2 separate regions of the Mus musculus genome follow, and region 1 is linked to region 2. Evidence: chromatin loops called from intact Hi-C (ENCODE). Cell type or tissue: heart. All regions are shown on one strand. Links, peaks and the distances in the headings refer to the core of each region. The heading gives the core; the rest is flanking DNA.

Region 1 (8,593 bases), core at 294-8,293, 720 kb after region 2:
CAGCCATTGGGCTGTAGTACTTTAGGGTAGAAATTTTATTCTATGTCAATTGTTTTAAAACAAAATCAGAAGACACTGCAGAAGCACCTCAGATTTAGGATTGAGCTTTCTGGAATGGTTCCCTCTGCTCCTTCATCACCACTGTGTCTCATTCTGGCCCAACAGCAGATCATGGTGCCAAATGCAGACAGGAACAATTAGTGGAGGCTATAATGTCCTCAGGGGTTTCTCTCCCACAGCTGAGCTTTTGAAAGTGAAGTAGGAGTGAGCAAACAAATGGACGCATCAGCTCACATTAAGGGAGACTCCTGGGAAAGAAATTTCTTTCCTTAATAGTACAGGAAATGTCCTTGCTTATGGAGGATTGGAAACTCAGTCACACTTGAGGGCATGTGTCCTCACTATGGCCACCCCCAGCTCTTTTTACCAACCCTTAGTTAGCCCCCATTGATGCCTGTACTATCTGCCCTTTGTTGCATAATTAACCATTTGGTAGTGTAAGACATCCAAGGTTTATGTAGTTTATAATTCTGCACTTCTCAGATGAGGCCTTCGTAGCTCACCCTCCAGGTGATCAGGTTAGTCAGCTGGCTGTAAACTGGGCTAACCTGTCTGCTTTCCCCCTCTTTGCCCATCAAGGGATCCTGGACTGTTTGCACAGTAGAACAAGCTTCCAAGAAGACAAGTGATGCTTGTAATGCCAAACCAACAGGGATGGCATGTCATGGTCACCCAAGGTCACAAGCCAATTTGGACCCAGAGAAACATGAACCACACCCTACTGATGGCTGAAATGACATATAGTCACATTATAAGACCTGGGATACAACTTGGGAAAGCTGTAAAAATGTGGGGATTAATGAGTTCTCAGTTTAAAGAGCTAGCCAAACTTCCCAGGGGGACATAAGGAACCTAATTATTTAATAACTTCAAAACTAGAGAGGATTGGAAGCATCCCCACTAGAGAAAGCATCCCCAAAGGAGCTGAAGTGTGTCTGTCCATCCCCACTGTGTCCTGTTGTCTTCCCTGTAGAGCTGAATGTGAAGAGCTAGCTAGATGAGCTGACTCGGGGATGCTGGGAGCGGCCAAAGGACAAGGCAAGGAGACTCAGCTCCCAATGACTCCAAGCCCAGGGACAGAGCGATGCTATGCTTGCTAAAGTAACAGACTACTTATGTGCCTCAGTTTCCCAGTACTCAAAGGCATAATAAGCTGGTCACAACATATGTTTCTTTATATCTATTTCATACGGGCTCAATTCCACAGGGTGTGTTCAAAAAGTTACTGGACAACAAAGCAATTATCTGAAAACTCAGCAGAATTGGGGCATAAGTCCCAAGCACGTCCTCACTTCAGGAACATTTAATAAACTGACTATAAGTACTCCTTAGTCGGCATCCCCAGGCACTGTGAGTCAGTAGGTCTGGGTTGTGCAGAAGCCTGTCATTTTAGCCAGCCTCTCTATTTGTCTGGAGAGTTTGGTTTCATTACCTGGGGCATGAGGTCACTGTATCTACCCTGTCTGGCTTCAGTGTGTGATCTAATAGACAGTGAAGAACGTTGAAGCAGATCCTATAATCTCAGCTAATCATAGAGGGAGAAGCTCTGAGGGAGCTAATTTTGTTAGGGTATGTCTACTTTGTTCGCTGGGATCTCAGTTCCAGTCTCTAGGCATTATTCCTGATCACCCTTGAACTCTAGGATTCTCTCATTATACTCCTGCAAGGTTGCATGAAGGTGAAAATTACAAAGACCCCACAGAAAGATTGTTAACAGGATAGAAGTTAATTTGCACCTTCCAAAGCAGCCTGGTGCTGGTATAATGAGTCAGTTCCTTACAAGCACACAGGAGCTCAGCTGTTCCCTTGTCCAGCTCCTGTCATATCTGTCTCACAGTATACGGTGAGAGCACACTCAAGCTCTCAAACTCACATCCTCAACACAACATTGGAAGGAGAGAAAAAGATTGCACAATAATCTCCCATTAAAGAAGTTTATGGCTACTACAGTTTACTTGTACCACTTCTGCCCACGTGACATTAGTCATAACTGGTCACACAGAAAGGCAGCCATTAGAGAGGAGCCAGGGATAAGTCACTCTCTATTGTAGAAGAATGGCATAGGGTCTGAGTCTCCACAAAAGGAAGAGAACTGGGAAGTGTAAGAGAAGTAACCCCTCCCGTGACTAAGCTATGTCAAAACGTGTGACTGTATATGTCACTTGTGAATAGTCTCACTTACATGCATTTCTTGTAGCGTTCTTCATTAGAGCAGTGAAAACATAAAATATTAAGTGTCCAATAAGAAAGACATCATTAAGTCAGTCATGAGGCATCAACTTAATAATCTAAAATCTCCAGAAAGACTGGTCGCCAAGATTGTATAATCATTTATAGCTAGAAATGGAGAACCCTAGGATCTTCTATCTTCTCTCTTAAATGCCTAAGAAATATCAATTCAGACCTGAGAGCTTGGCCTTAAAGGGAAACCAATTCCTCAGATGAGACAACCCAGGGAACACAGTGTTTAGGATGAATCCGCTCAGGCTTCATTCATTGTGAATTTAAATTCTATGAAACAATTTCCTCTGGGAAATAATGACAGAAGAGTAAAATCAGGAAAGCATTTTCTGTCCCTTAGACATCTGCTGCCAAGCTGCATCAGCCCACAATCCCAGCACTCTCTAGCACTGGGCTGTAAGTGACTCTTCTGTCCACATTTCTGGGCACTCCAGTGTCTAATCTACATAGAAACACAAAAACACAAGTGTCAGGAGAACATGACAAGATGTTGCTAAAAGAATTGCTTCCTGGATGATGCCCACTGAGGTGCAAAGATTCACAGGAGGAAGGTGACAATATGGATCCTGCTGATGATATAGGTAAAGAACTGTAGCTTAGAGCACACGTCTTGGTTCTAAGCACAGAAAGCAGCAAGTAGACAGGATGGACATTGCTTAAGCAGGAATTTCACAGCTGCTCTGCACTTAGAACTTATCCCCTTCTAGATGTCAATTCCAGATGAGATTTAGTCAACCCACCAGAGGGCAGGGAGATGCCACGGGATCACTACTCTGTGTTCCCTTTGCAGCAAGGCATGGTTGGAAGAGTCTCCGAGTTTAATGATGACTATTAATGACAACTCATCTACAAATATGGAAGGAGAGTGAAGGAATGGATTCTGTTGAGTCTTCTGCTTTGGAGAGATGGCCATCCTATGATCACCCGCTTCTTCATAGCATGAACATGTGTCTGGAGATGTTGAGACAGATGCAACAAGTCCCTAAGGCAAAAGCAAACACTCAGGAAACAAGAAAGGGTTTTTAGATGGAAGATGACTGAGTAGGACTATGAAGGGATATAAGACGCCATGGTCTGGGAAGATGGTTCGTTCAGTCAGTAAAGTGCTTTCTATGAAAGCATGACTTCGGGCTGGTGAGATGGCTCAGAGGGTGAGAGTACCCGACTGCTCTTCCAAAGGTCCAGTGTTCAAGTCCCAGCAACCACATGGTGGCTCACAACCATCCGTAACAAGATCTGACGCTCTCTTCTGGTGTGTCTGAAGACAGCTACAGTGTACTTACATATAATAAATAAATAAATCTTTTTTAAAAAAAAGAAAAGAAAAGAAAAGAAAGCATGACTTCAATGCCCAGTGCCCACAAAAAAAAAAAAAATCTAGGCATAGAACTTCATCCTTGCAATCTCAGTACCAAAGAGGTAGAGACAGGTGAATCCCTGGGGACTCTGGCCAACCCTATTAGCCTAGATGCATGCCCCAAGTCTCAGTGAGAGAGATTGTCTCTTAAAATAACGCATATAGCACCTGACCTCTGTCCTAAACACACACACACACACACACACACAATGTGCACTGGTATCTGAGCACAGGTTTTTATCTCCTTCTCTCTCTCTCTCTCTCTCTCTCTCTCTCATGCTATGGCAACTGGAATATCTCTGGAATGGCTTAGAAGAAATTGGTAACAGATGTTGCCTTTAGGGTAGAAAAGAGGGGAATCAGTCACTTTGAGTATTGTTTGAGAACATACTTTGTACTTAATTACATCATATGTGCTTATTTTAAAACTTGTATTAAAAAAAGAGACACAAGATGAAACATTTTTATTCTATTTACCAACCATAAATTCCCAGCCTATGACATAAAGAAAGACCTTGAAGTTTCTTCCTGTGTCAGGTTTTCATACACGAGGCTCGAGCCACCAACTGTCCTGAGAAAGAACTGAAAGTCCAGAGATCACACAGTACTTTCAAATGTTATCTCGGGTGTGACCTGAAGTTGGCCATCAAGAGGGCAAAGCACATTCCAGTCAACTGAGAAAGTACCACACACCTGTTCCTATCATTTGCTCCTAAAACTATGCTTTTCCTTCAAGTGTGTGCCAGCCACTTTCCCTCCTCGGGATCTTTGCACAGACCCACTCCACCTTACTGTGTCCTCCACTTACTTTATACCGAGTTATCCCTAACTCCACTTTCTGATGCAGAATCTGACCCTCTCATATAAGAATGGAAATCCCTTAGCCACTTATACTAGAACCCCTATTTCTATGTTCCTGGAGTGGGGAGCCTCATCTAGGTATTTCTTATCTGTATATTGCAATGTTCATTTCTAGAATATACATGCAGTGCCTATCATTTAGCTTACCTATTGGCACAAAAATCCATTTGGCTGTTTGTATCAATATAATGTATTCACAGTTACATAGTATTTCGTTGGAAGTACCCCCCTCCCCGTGAAATTAGGGAAATGTTTCTGTTCTTTTCTGTAAAATGTGTGCAACAGTAAATATGTAAACATATTATAGCTCAATAAAAATAAAACAAAATAGTCATAATCTTTTAAAAGACACCATAACAGATTTAGAGCTATATGAAGGAAATAATATTGTTGCATGGTGCTATAGAAAATGCCACAGCTGACTCCTCTCACAGAATAAAAGCCCCTACCACCCAAAACACAGGGCTTTAAAAATATAACAAGAGCTATATAGGAGTCATGTAAAAAGAAAAACCTTCAAAATTTCATCAACAAAAGGAAACATACTTGAATAAAGGCAGAGATTCCCCGCCCCATACACATATACACACACCCCTTTTAGAATTGAGCAGAAAAGTCACACAGCTCCCCCTGTTGGTTGGAGTAGAAAGTGTCACAAAATGTCTGGTGAGGAGGTAGTTGATTTCTAGTTTTTCCTTCCCACCGTTGGCATGTTAAAAGCCTTCCAAAATATTGTAGACATTTTCTCCTAATCTTTACCCACTATGAAATTTGAATCATGCCTTGAATTTGGACAGACTTTGGGCTAATGATTATCTGTTGAAATGCAGTGTGTATAGCTCTGCTCTAGGCAAAGAATCAGCACAATTTTCTTTACCCACCCCCACAAAGAACAAACAAATAAAACATTTACTCTTCTTTGGGTGGACCTTTGTCCTAACTGTGAAGTGCACGCTCCACTAGAAATTCAAATGGAAGATGTGCCCATCTCAGTCCAACAGGAAGGCAAGTCACACCAGATGGCTTGATGTGCCATCTCTGGAGTATGTACATGATCAAGAGGACAGAGAAGAATATTTAAATGCTCAGAGACTCATTTTGTGGGACTTTGTTACTACTGAGTATACCTTGAGTGGGAAGAGGAGGGGAAACTATCTGGAGCCTCAAGAGATGGAGGGGCCATGTGCCTAGAAGATTTTCAGTTGTCCAGACATGGCCACTTCCCAGAACAGAGAGCACACCTATAAAACTCACAATCACCCTCAAAGTAATATAATACTCAGTGAAAAGTAATGTTTCCAATAGTGTCCATGACCCTACACACACACACACACACACACACACACACACACACACACACACACATACACACACACACACACGGAAACAGACAGAGACAGAGAGGCAGAGACAGAGAGTGTAAGAAAGTGAGAACGAGAGAGAGAGAGAGAGAGAGAGAGAGAATATTAAGGATTGTGCATGTTCATGCCAGGCTCAGCCATTCAGGCTCTTAGCTTTCCTCCAGTCCAGAACATAATCCTCTCCAAAGCCCTGACTTAAAAGAAGAGCCACACTAGGAGCATATGAAACATCTTGCTTTCTGGACATACCCAAACACTTTCCCATGGCGCTATTTAGCTTGTGGTTCTTTCCTTTGCATTTCCAGTAACCTGGAGACTAGACCCAAAGTGCCATGTGAAGCCATGCAAAGAGGATTCCATGACAGGAGTGGGTGACACCCAGCCCTGTGTCCTGCATCACTAAAACCAAGAGCCCTATCCGCATCAGTGAAAGTACTGGCCATTTCCAGATGCATCCGTGCTCAAAAACAGCCTTGAGCTCAACAGGCGGTTTGGTTGGACAGTGCTGATTATCCCTGCGTCAGCCTGCCTACCTCACATCTAATGATTTTTAACGAATCTGAGACTTCCCAAATCAGTTCTGTCCTACCGTGAGGTGATGAACCAAGTTATGAGCAGCCAGCATGCTTTCCCTCCGAAATGAGATCATTTGGATTGTCATAATTACAATTCCTTCCTGGGAGACAAGGTTAGGCTCCATTTCCCTTTTTCCTAACTTCAGATAAGAACACTGAATTGCTGCTTCAGGAGGCATCAGTTCTGATTTTTTTTTTTCCTTTGTAACAGCATGACTGTTACAAACTTGGGGACTTTCCAGATGGTCAACTTGTAGAAACCAATTAAGACCGTTTTCCTGGATAACTTGTGATTTTGGACAAGAAGAACAACTACGAATGCAGCCCGATCCTATGCCGTTGTGTTGTTTCCTCTGTGATTCATCCTTGCTTTCTAGCACAAGCTCTGTCAGATTCATCTCAGCCTCTCCTTGCCTGAAAGACATCAGCAATCATCCCAATGGGTACTAATGGTACACACACACACACACACACACACACACACACACACACACACACACATACACACACACATACACAGGGCTAAAAGTATATGTGTTGTGTGTGTATATATTTACACACACATACACATTCCTTTAAAGGAGAAACATTAAAGACACTTTTAGACCTGACTGTGATTGCCTTCTAGGCAACATTTGGTACTTGTTAATATGTTTCCTTTCATGATACTCTTTATCTGGTGGCACCACACCATCTTTGCTTTCCTGCCTTGTAGTTCTTAGGTTCCCCTGGCACCTGCTTTTTTCTTGCTAGTCTCCTACCTACAGAAGTTCCAGTGCTCTGACTCTTCCCATCATCGCTGGATTCATTTCCACCCAAATATGAAACCCTACTCTATAACCGGCCTAACTTCTGAACACTGTCATGTCTGTGATGGTGACTTGCTTCCCTGTAGTCAGGCTCCCCCACTGGCCGCCCTCTTACACTGCATAAGGAAGTTGACTTGGAGCCCATTGTCTCACTCTGCACCCCATTTCAGGAGTTAGATATAATATCTCCTGGGCCTCCCCACAACATCTTTGCCTTTCCTCCATCATCTGGTCAAGGAACAATGGATGCAATACACTTGGATCCACCTTCTCCACACCATTTCAGCCCAGTTCCAGGGTAGGGCAAGCCTGTCTTGATTGGTCTATTCCAAAACCTCCTCTTTCATCCTCTCTCAGTCTCTGAGCTGTGGCCAGAATAGCCATTTAAACATAGAAAATAAACCTCAGCAGTCCTCTGATTAAAATTCAGCAACATCTTATCATTCTCACAGTCAAGTCCAGATTTGACCCACTGACCTTCAAGACAAATAACCTTTCATAAGCTCCCTCAGTCAAATTCAGTTTGAATAAAATTGTCTTTTTCTTTTCTTTCTTTCTTTTTTCTAGAGTTCTGAACAAACCCCAAGGCTTTTTCTTATGCAAAGCTGTTTTCTTTATCAGATGTCATGTTTGCCCTTTACCCCTAGTGCTTAGTTCATATGCATTCCTATGTCTTAATTACCACAACTGGGGTGTCTGGGAATTACTGCAGAGTCAGAAAAACCCTACACAACAAGAGTAGGGACTGATATGAGGCAGACTGCCAGTAAATGTCCAGTATCAATAGCTTATGAGTAACAAGATAGTCTGCAAACTGGGTTCATCCTTGAGATGAAGCACTCTATACTTGATAGAATCACATCTCGATTCTTCTGTGAGTAGAGCTTCTAGCATATAGCTTGTTTCCTTCCTTCCTTCCTTCCTTCCTTCCTTCCTTCCTTCCTTCCTTCCTTCCTTCCTTCCTCCTTGTACTTGACATTGAATCTGGGGCCTAACACAAGATAGGCTGGCACTCTATCCCACAAATGATATCTCTAGCCCAACACATGGTTTGTAGATGATAGAGTTATGTATAGATAAGTGACATGTAGTTCACTCTGAATGATGTAGTTGAACTCTAAGTCATTGCAAGCAGCTGCCTATTTTAATTAAGTGCTATAAATTATGCTTTTATCATATAGTCATACTAGTAACCTATTTAAAATATAGAGATGGTGTATCAATTTTGAATTGGTAAGCATTTAATTGTGACAAACTCCAAAATAAAGTGTAGGGTTTGTGTGTGTGTTTCAGTGTTGTTTCATTTTTTATTATTTCCTTTTATTTTTT
Region 2 (8,593 bases), core at 384-8,383:
GTGCTTCCCTGTCTCTGTGGTTCACTCTTAGACATTGCCTTTGTGGCTCTTCCCCACAAATCTGTGGGAGAGAAATGGGTGGGTGATATTGCACTGAATTTTCTAGCAAAGAGATCAGATTAGATCACCCAAGGGCACAATGAGGAAGTGAGAAGTCTAAGTTTTCATTTTCTTTCTATAAACCAATGTACACTTATGATCCAGAAGTGTGTGTGGTGATCAGATACATCACAGGATCAATAATTAGGAAGCTTTATTTGTGCCTGAAACACAGGTGAGTCATTTTCATGGAGCTGAGCATGGCACTTCACTAATCTCGGTGTTCACTGATTCTATTAGTCTGACTTGCTGGTGAGCTCCCGTGAATCTGCCTCCCCCAGTCCCCACAGCCATATCTGGGTACAGATACATACTCCCTTACCTGGATTTTTATATGGGTACTGAGAATCCAAACTTGGGTCATCAAATTTGTACAACAAGCAGTTTAGTACTTGAGCCACCTTCCCAGCCTCTGTTTCTGACATTGGAGTGAAGAGAGAGGGGCTGATACAGTTGCCTTTACCTCTCACTGAGGCAAGAATGGTGAAGTGGCTCCCAGAGTCAGGGCTGGGATGTCTGTCCTTTATGTTCAGCCAAATTCCCTTTTGAGTCTTGAAAGCATATGATGACATCTCTCCTCTGTGTAGACAAGACAAGGCCATTTCCCTCCAAGAGTGTCTCTCAGGTCACTTGCATCCCCATCTCAGCACTTGCATCCCCATCTCAGTTTGGCCAACCATTGGGGATGAAGAATGCTGTGTCCTGTCAAGTTACAAATGCCTGTCTCTCACTTTATTTATTTATTTATTTATTTATTCATTTATTTATTCATTTATTTATTTATTATATGTAAGTACACTGTAGCTGTCTTCAGACGCATCAGAATAGGGTATGGGGATGAAGAATGCTGTGTCCTGTCAAGTTACAAATGCCTGTCTCTCACTTTATTTATTTATTTATTTATTTATTTATTTATTATATGTAAGTACACTGTAGCTGTCTTCAGACGCACCAGAAGAGGGTATCAGATCTTATTACGGGTGGTTGTGAGCCACCATGTGGTTGCTGGGATTTGAACTTCGGACCTTTGGAAGAGCAGTCGGGTGCTCTTACCCACTGAGCCATCTCACCAGCCCTGTCTCACACTCTCTTTGCCTGATATTCTCTTTATCTGCACATCTGTTGCTCACATTCAAAACCCATCTTCTTTCAAAACTAAAGAGTAGTATCAACATTTCTGTGTCCTGAAGTCTCAACCAAGTTCATGGTAAGTTGTTACATGATGTTAGTTTGAGGTTAATATCCACATATATGCGTATGTTTATTTCTTTGAATATAATATGTAATTATGTGATACTCATATACATATGGAAACAAGGATAGATAGACAGACAGTCAGGTGATAGACAAACAGACAGAAAAATGATAGATATGGATAGATAAGAGAAAAAGAGGGCAAAGAAAAAAGACAGGAAAATTCTTCAACAGAAGCCGATATTCTGACTAAGCAGGTCTCCAGGGCTTAGCTGTGGATTTTGATAAATAAAATAAGAACACCTTTTCACACCCTGGAAAATTTTGTCTCATTAATACAACAAGGATATGCATGAGCTGTTATTACCATGCTGCTGCTGGAGTTGACAATTAAATGCCTCTGAGATTTCTGCAGTTATTTTTCTTTCCTATCCAGTAGCTGCTACCAGGATTTCCCATGGGCAAAATCCTTCATCTTGGTTAGGAATTATGTCCTCCAGGATTTCATCATTTATTTGCATGTTAATAAAAATTCAAGAAGAGACAGGATAAATTCTAAAAGAGTGGTTGACATGTTATCCTACTTCAGAAGAGAGAAAGCCATCTTCCTCAGGGTTCCAGGAGGAGAAAGACAGATGGTGGCATCTTAATATCTTCTGACTTACCAGTGAGATTCAACTCTATCCTTGTCCTCTCCTGCAGCTCAAACATCTATGAAGGGGACGAGACCTCCCTGTTCACACTGCATCACAAACATGAATCCATCCTGTTCACTACAAGTCATTATTCCATGTGAGTGTGGTCACTCCCCCTTATGTGAAAATCTTATGGGTAAAACTCAGTTCTTAAAATGTTTAACAGATTTACAGAGGTCTTAAATTTTAAGGTTTTATATTTTACACTGAGTTTGAAACAATACACTCGATTTGGCTCACTGAATTGTCAGTCAGGCAATCTGTTCCCATGCTCCTGTGAGACCCTTTATTCTTCCTCCCTCAAGATTCATTCTCATGCTAAACTTGAGAGCCATTGTTACTCTGGAATGGAGAAAACAGAAGGTGCTGAAGAAAGAGGAAAGAACAAGGGAGTTTTGGGGGAATAGATCTTTTAATTTTTTCTTAAGTTTGTGTGTATTTCCCCTCTTAAATTGCTTTCTTTATGAATAAATCCACTTTACCTTATTTTCATACCTGTTGTAGTTAATATACCTGGGCTATACAACAGCGCTTTTTTATTAGAAGCTCAATTCAAGGATGTGAAGAACTGTTTCAACTGGTGCTGGAGTGCTTGGTAGACAATCAAAAGTACCCAAGTTAAAGTCCTAGCACCCACAAAAATAAATAAATAAATAAATAAATAAATAAATAAATAAATAAAACCCGTTCCTCCAGATCTGAGAAAAGCATATCCTTAGAACTTGCTGTCCAGCAAGCAATGAGCTTAAGGTTCAGTGAGAGACACTCTCTTAAAAATAAACTGGCCAGAGACAGAGGAAGATGCCTGGCATCCTTCTTTGGCCTCCACATGGCATTCCCTTGCATCCCACACGCCTATAAACCACACCTCCACCACAATAAACCTCTTATGCCATCTTTGTTTTTCAATTTAGAATCTACCTTCCTCTCCATCTACCCAACACCCACACTGTCCCTCAGGGTGTGTGTGTGTGTGTGTGTGTGTGTGTGTGTGTGTGTGTGTGTGTGGTATATGCAGCATGTGTTTTTCCAACCATAGGCATATGCCAAGTAATGAGACTCCAACCAGACAAGTACAAGGTGCATTCTAAAATAGCAGTATCCTTCAGAGTCAGAGCACAGCCATGGTCAACCCATGCACATTAGGTAGGGGAGCCAAGGAATAAATACTGAAATGCTCCTTTCCTCTTATTACCCAAGCTCTCCCAAGCTTAGACTCAATAGAGCTAAAGGAGGCAGTTTATAAAGGTTGGCTGGTAAAGCATGGCACCGTGGGGCAGGAAGGATCCCTAAGCCCAAGGAGCAGATGGGGCATACATACTGGCTTCAGAACATTTTTCAAAGGGAGTCTACAAAAAGCAGCAACGATATTACCTTCTCACTGGGGCTGCTAACTTCCAGTGATCAACTGCCTCCCTAGCACTTCACAGAAATTACCTCATGTGTTATGTCCTGTATTTGCCTGGTGTGATTGCATCAGGAACAGAGGCACTGTCTCATACCCTGTGTCTTTTCAACACCCAATAGATAGTGACCATCCACAGCACGTACCAGAAGAGCATATTGACTGAATACATATCTTATGTGCTAGCATCAACAAAATGTTTTGTGTTCATGTTGTGAAAGGCTTTTTTATTAAGTGGAGAATAAACATATTCTTGCAGATATGCCCCTGGCATTGTGTTTGTTTCAGGTGACAATCTCATTCTTGTTTTGCGTTTGTAAAATATATATAGATTTTCAGGGTATAGAATCTTGCTATGTTTATGAATGCAAAGATCTCCCTGTTGTGTGCATCTGTAATTTGTTCTCCATTAAAAAATGAGACCCCGTAGAGAAATTAGTTCATGATGAAGAATCCAACCATATCCCAGTTTTTCCTCTGAACTGGCCATAGAGATCTGGCTCATTCTCAAGTATGGAGATGTCTACTTGGCCTTGAAATCTACTTTTAGCCAGTCCCCCTAAATCAAAATAAGATTTGTTATTTGCAAAAGCCAACACTACATTCATTCAACAATTTGTAAAACAAGTCCATTTGCCTCAGTTTTGGTCCTAACAGTTTTCCTGGCTATGTGGAGTCTCAAGCCACTCTCCATCTATGCATGTTGCAGAGAACATCACATCTGGACTCCCTCTGCATCTCTCACCCTACTGTGTCTGCAGAGTCCTCTTCACTACTGTACTAATTGAAATAACTTGTATATCTCCTTCAAAAAAGTCAGTTAGTAAAGAGCAGAGCCCACTGGAACTGTCCACATTTGGCACTCTGCACACAAGATAGACATGATGCTGGAAGAAGGGAGACTATCCTTAGCTATTTGCTTTCTCGCCTCACAAGTAACCAAGGCTGAGTCAGCTTGACCAAGTGGTGACCATGAACTCTCAGTTGCTGTTGGGTGATAATAAAAATCCATCACGTGCTAGATACTGCAGGAACATTGTAAACACATGTGCACACTTGTGAGCATCACAGTCAGTAACGGGAACTGTATGGAATAGGTTCACAAGGATGTAGAGTGCTTATACCACTGCTTACTAACTGTCAAAATTCAGAGTCTTCACAACTTTTTTTCAAAAGGAAGAATAAGAATGGAATCTGCTTTAGTCACTGTGGTATAAAGATTGAAACAGCTCAGTGGAGTTAATATTTATGACCAATTATGCTCTGGAACACGGTACGTGCCAAAAAATATTTCATTTACCAAAGATACAAACTTGAAAATGAAGGGAGTTATCTGTTTGTCAACAAAGAGAACAGAACAAAGCATATTATGCTTAGAACTGTCAAGTTGATGTTGCTTGCACACAGGGTCTTACCTTCTCTTACAAACTAGGAGGCAGTAGTTATTACCACTTACACGGGAAGCATGATGGATTCCTATAGGCTAGTGTTGGCTTGGTGTAATTTCTTGAGCAAAAGGTGAACTTCAATTAGCTGAAGGCAGAGTTAGTCAGTGTGGACTTTGTTCTCCATTTTCCTGTCCTCTCAGTTTACCCCAGGGAGTTGAAAAAGAATAATGCCATATAGAGCCACACACTGGTCCCACACATGCCTACAGATCAGCTAGAGCTAATGACTTGACTGGCCCTTTTACTCTGCAGACATGCCACACTGACAATGCCTCATTCACAAGGTGGCTCCCAAGGAGCATGCGACTGACTACTGTAAAGCCAGCAGATGGCACTGTCTGCAGAGGTCTGCTTTGGTAATCCAACATATCTCACACTTCCTTCCTTGTTCTCTTCTATCGGGCTGAGCATTTCCCTGGTTAGCTTTCCATTTTCTGTTGGTCCTGAGATGCGTGTTACCCTCATCTACCCAAGGCTTGTAACTAACACACTGTTGTTGATGCAAATGAATATAACTTTTATCTGATTAGAGCTCTCAGGGAAGGAGGCTAAGGACAAGGACATCTGTAGTACAAACAAGTTTCCTGTGAAGGGGATCCTGGCGACTGGGCACTCAGAAATTATACTGTCTGCCAATGTCCAAGTTTTCTTTCTATTGCTATAATAAACATCATGACCAAAAGTAACTTGGGCAGTAACCAAATCAGATCTTGGAAGAATGCTTCTTACTGACTTGGTTTATATAGCTTGCTTAGCCTGCTTTCATATACATGCCAGAACTTCCTCTCAGAGATGAGGATACCCAAAGCTGGTTGGTTCCTTTGACATTACTCATTAATCAAGAAAATGCCCTTGCAGATTTGCCTACTACATGTCAGTCTGATGGAGGCATTTTCTCACTTGAGGTTTACTCTTCCCCAGTGACCCTAGCTTGTGATAAGTTGCCAAAAACCTAACTGGCACAACCAGGACAAAGACAGCTCCATGAAAGGCACATCATAGACATCCATTATCAGAGTTGTGCCATTCTGTGCTGGTGGGGATTATCAACTTTTCACTGTTGTGAGAAGGGATCTAAGACCAAGAAGAAATGGGAAAACAAGGACTCTGACAGTTCAACAAGATCAGAAACTTCAAATAGCCAAGATCAAGATAGGAGGCAGGCTATTGTTATTTTACTTCTGTTATCTGTTACAGATTACCAAACCCTTGGTATCTTAAACCACAATAATTCATCATCACATATCTAAAAACCAAGAACCTAAAAAGTACCCCATGAGCCTAAAAAACACCTGCCGATATGGGTTTAGCCAATTTTGAAGTTTTGGGGAAAGAATCCCTTTGCCTGCCTTCTCCACTTTGGAGTGACTGTTCAGATGCTGTGCTTTGTGGCTCCTTGCTTCTTCAAGAGCCTTCCCAGATGGTGAGATCTGTCTCACAACACAGCACTTTGACTCTGGTCCCTGTGTCTCCACTTATCAACTTTAGTGATAAGTGGATATTTAGTGATAAGTGGATAAGTGGTCTCTGGATATTTCAGAACAGTCTTATCTAAGAGTCACATGTTTAATAACCTTAATTCTATTTGCAATGTTAGTTTCTGGTTTTGATAGAATGTAAGTTATCTGAGAGTGTTGGAAATCTGCTGGTATATAATATAATATCAAACGGTGGTGGGATTATTTTATCTACCTCATCCAAATTCAAAATAATGTAAACTATTACATTGTAACGCTATTAATCCAAACCCTTCTTGAAGGTATTTATTTTCTTTCATTTACAACATTACATGTCTTATTTAACATGATGAGATTTATGTTCCTTTGTGTGTGGTGCTAGAAGTAGAATCCAAGATTCTTTGTGTGTTCTGCCACTGGGCTACACCCTGATCCAAGATGGCAATTTTTAATTTCACCCACATAAGTATTTGTTCCAAACAAAAACAAATTCCTGTTCAGATGGTGCCAAGGAAAATCAGTCTCTCGTTTCATTACACTTGGGGATAGAAAAGAATGAGCAGAGCCCATGGTCATTAGGCGCTTTTGAGCCCCTGCTGCACCTCCCTGGACTTCAGCAGAGGTACTTCTGAGTGCAAAGGAAAATTCCAGTCTCCAGACACTGATGTAATACAGTTTAAACAAAAATGGCAAGGTATTAGACTGTGGTAGCCTAGAATCTATTAATGCTTTGTAAGGCATATAGAATATTTTTCTTTTATACTCAGTGGCCTGTATGTGTGGCTATGTGTGTAGGCCAAACATTATCTACATAAATTAGTTCTCTGCCAGATCTTTTGAGACAAGGTCTTTCACTGAGCTTTGAGAAGACTGTTCGGTCACTGAGCCTCTGTGGTTCACCAGGAACATTCTCTCTGGTACTGGGATGACAGGCTTGTTATGTTTACAATAACTCTTGCTTTTCTTCTTGGGTATAAACGCACGATCGATCTCTTGTTTGTGCTGCAAGCACTTTACCGACGCAGCTTTCTCCCTAGGCTCCTATGTGACTTTAAAATTTGAATTTGAGTGGGTTAATATTTAAAATTATAGAACTCAAACTTTTTTCCAGAAAATCATTAGGTGATACCTGCTTGGAAATGCTGTCCACTCTGCTTTCTGACACGCCTACAGGGGGTGTGTAGACAGGAGGATGTATAAACTGGAGGATGTATAGATACGAAGATGTAGAGACAGGTGAATATATAAAATGAAACATGTATAGACAGGGGGATATATCTCCATCAGGATTCTACTGCTTCTTGTACCTGGCAGGACCAGGGTTGGAATCTGTGTTCTGAGCCAGTTTCTTGGGGCACCACTGTACAATGTATTTAGGATACCAGAGACTGGGTGATTGATTGATTGATTGATTGATTGATTGATTTATTTATTTATTTATTTATTTAATCTATCTGTCTATCTATCTATCTATCTATCTGTCTGTCTGTCTGTCTGTCTGTCTGTCTATCTTATGTGTATGGGCATTTGGCCTACATGTATAGAGACTGGATAATTTATAAAGAAGAATTTATGTTTCTCAGGACTTCTAGAAGCACAAATTCAAGGGGGCAGATTTATCGGATGGGATTTCTGTGTCCTCAACTGGGAGAAGATCGAGGGGAATGCTCTCCTGAGCATCCATTTTGCTGTTTTAAACATCCTTCATTTATCCATCTACTCTGTTTTTATCAGACCCCTAAATATGTCACACATTCACTTTGTGGCTAATGCTGGAAACCCCAGCACACTGCATAACATCTACAGAAACACTACACACAGTGGGAGCAGGGAAACAGCTCATTCTTAGAAGCTCTGTAAGGAAAGGTGGGCTATGGGCAGGTGAGTGCTGGATGACATTTAAAAGGAGCCTGGAGTCTGCAGCTGCAGAGAGACCTTGTCATATCCCAGAAGATGAACTACACTCAGGCAAGGCCACTTGTGCTGCTCCAACATTGAAGGGGCAGAGCAGGTTCATTCTCAGATGCTTGCGCATAAAGTCTAAATTCATGTCCCAGGCACAGCCCACAGGAGCCCAGGGTGAGTGTTACTAATTTCCCTCTCAAATCTCTCATGTTCCTGTTTCAGAACTTCCCTCACAGAAGTATCTGCTTTCTCCTGTTCAGAACAAAGCAGCAGATAGGATTGTAAACAAATTCAACCCTTTAGAGGGTCATTCTCACCCCAGCCTGGTGCTGGGAAAACACAAAAACACACACAAAAGAGATGGTTTGGTAGCTTTTCAGAAGCCTAAAA

What was found. Hi-C counts contacts between places; a loop is a spot of excess contacts. Peaks named below come from ENCODE experiments on the same cell type or tissue, not always from the same donor. Only the 100,000 strongest peaks of a DNase experiment are listed, where the experiment ranks them.
Region 1: a loop joins it to region 2, with 9 times the contacts of the local background. A loop is called at or near these places in 8 of 42 quality-filtered maps.

Annotation. Positions count from the first base shown.
Region 1 is chr15:32,008,786-32,017,378 of GRCm38, reverse strand. No RefSeq gene overlaps it. Among named protein-coding and RNA genes, the nearest start is that of Gm32499, 140 kb to the left of the region's middle. In heart, for the core only: CTCF peaks have their summits at 5,162 (motif pointing left) and 7,371; no DNase peak of the experiment used is centred there.
Region 2 is chr15:32,727,624-32,736,216 of GRCm38, reverse strand. No RefSeq gene overlaps it. Among named protein-coding and RNA genes, the nearest start is that of Gm41289, 41 kb to the left of the region's middle. In heart, for the core only: a CTCF peak has its summit at 5,163 (motif pointing right); no DNase peak of the experiment used is centred there.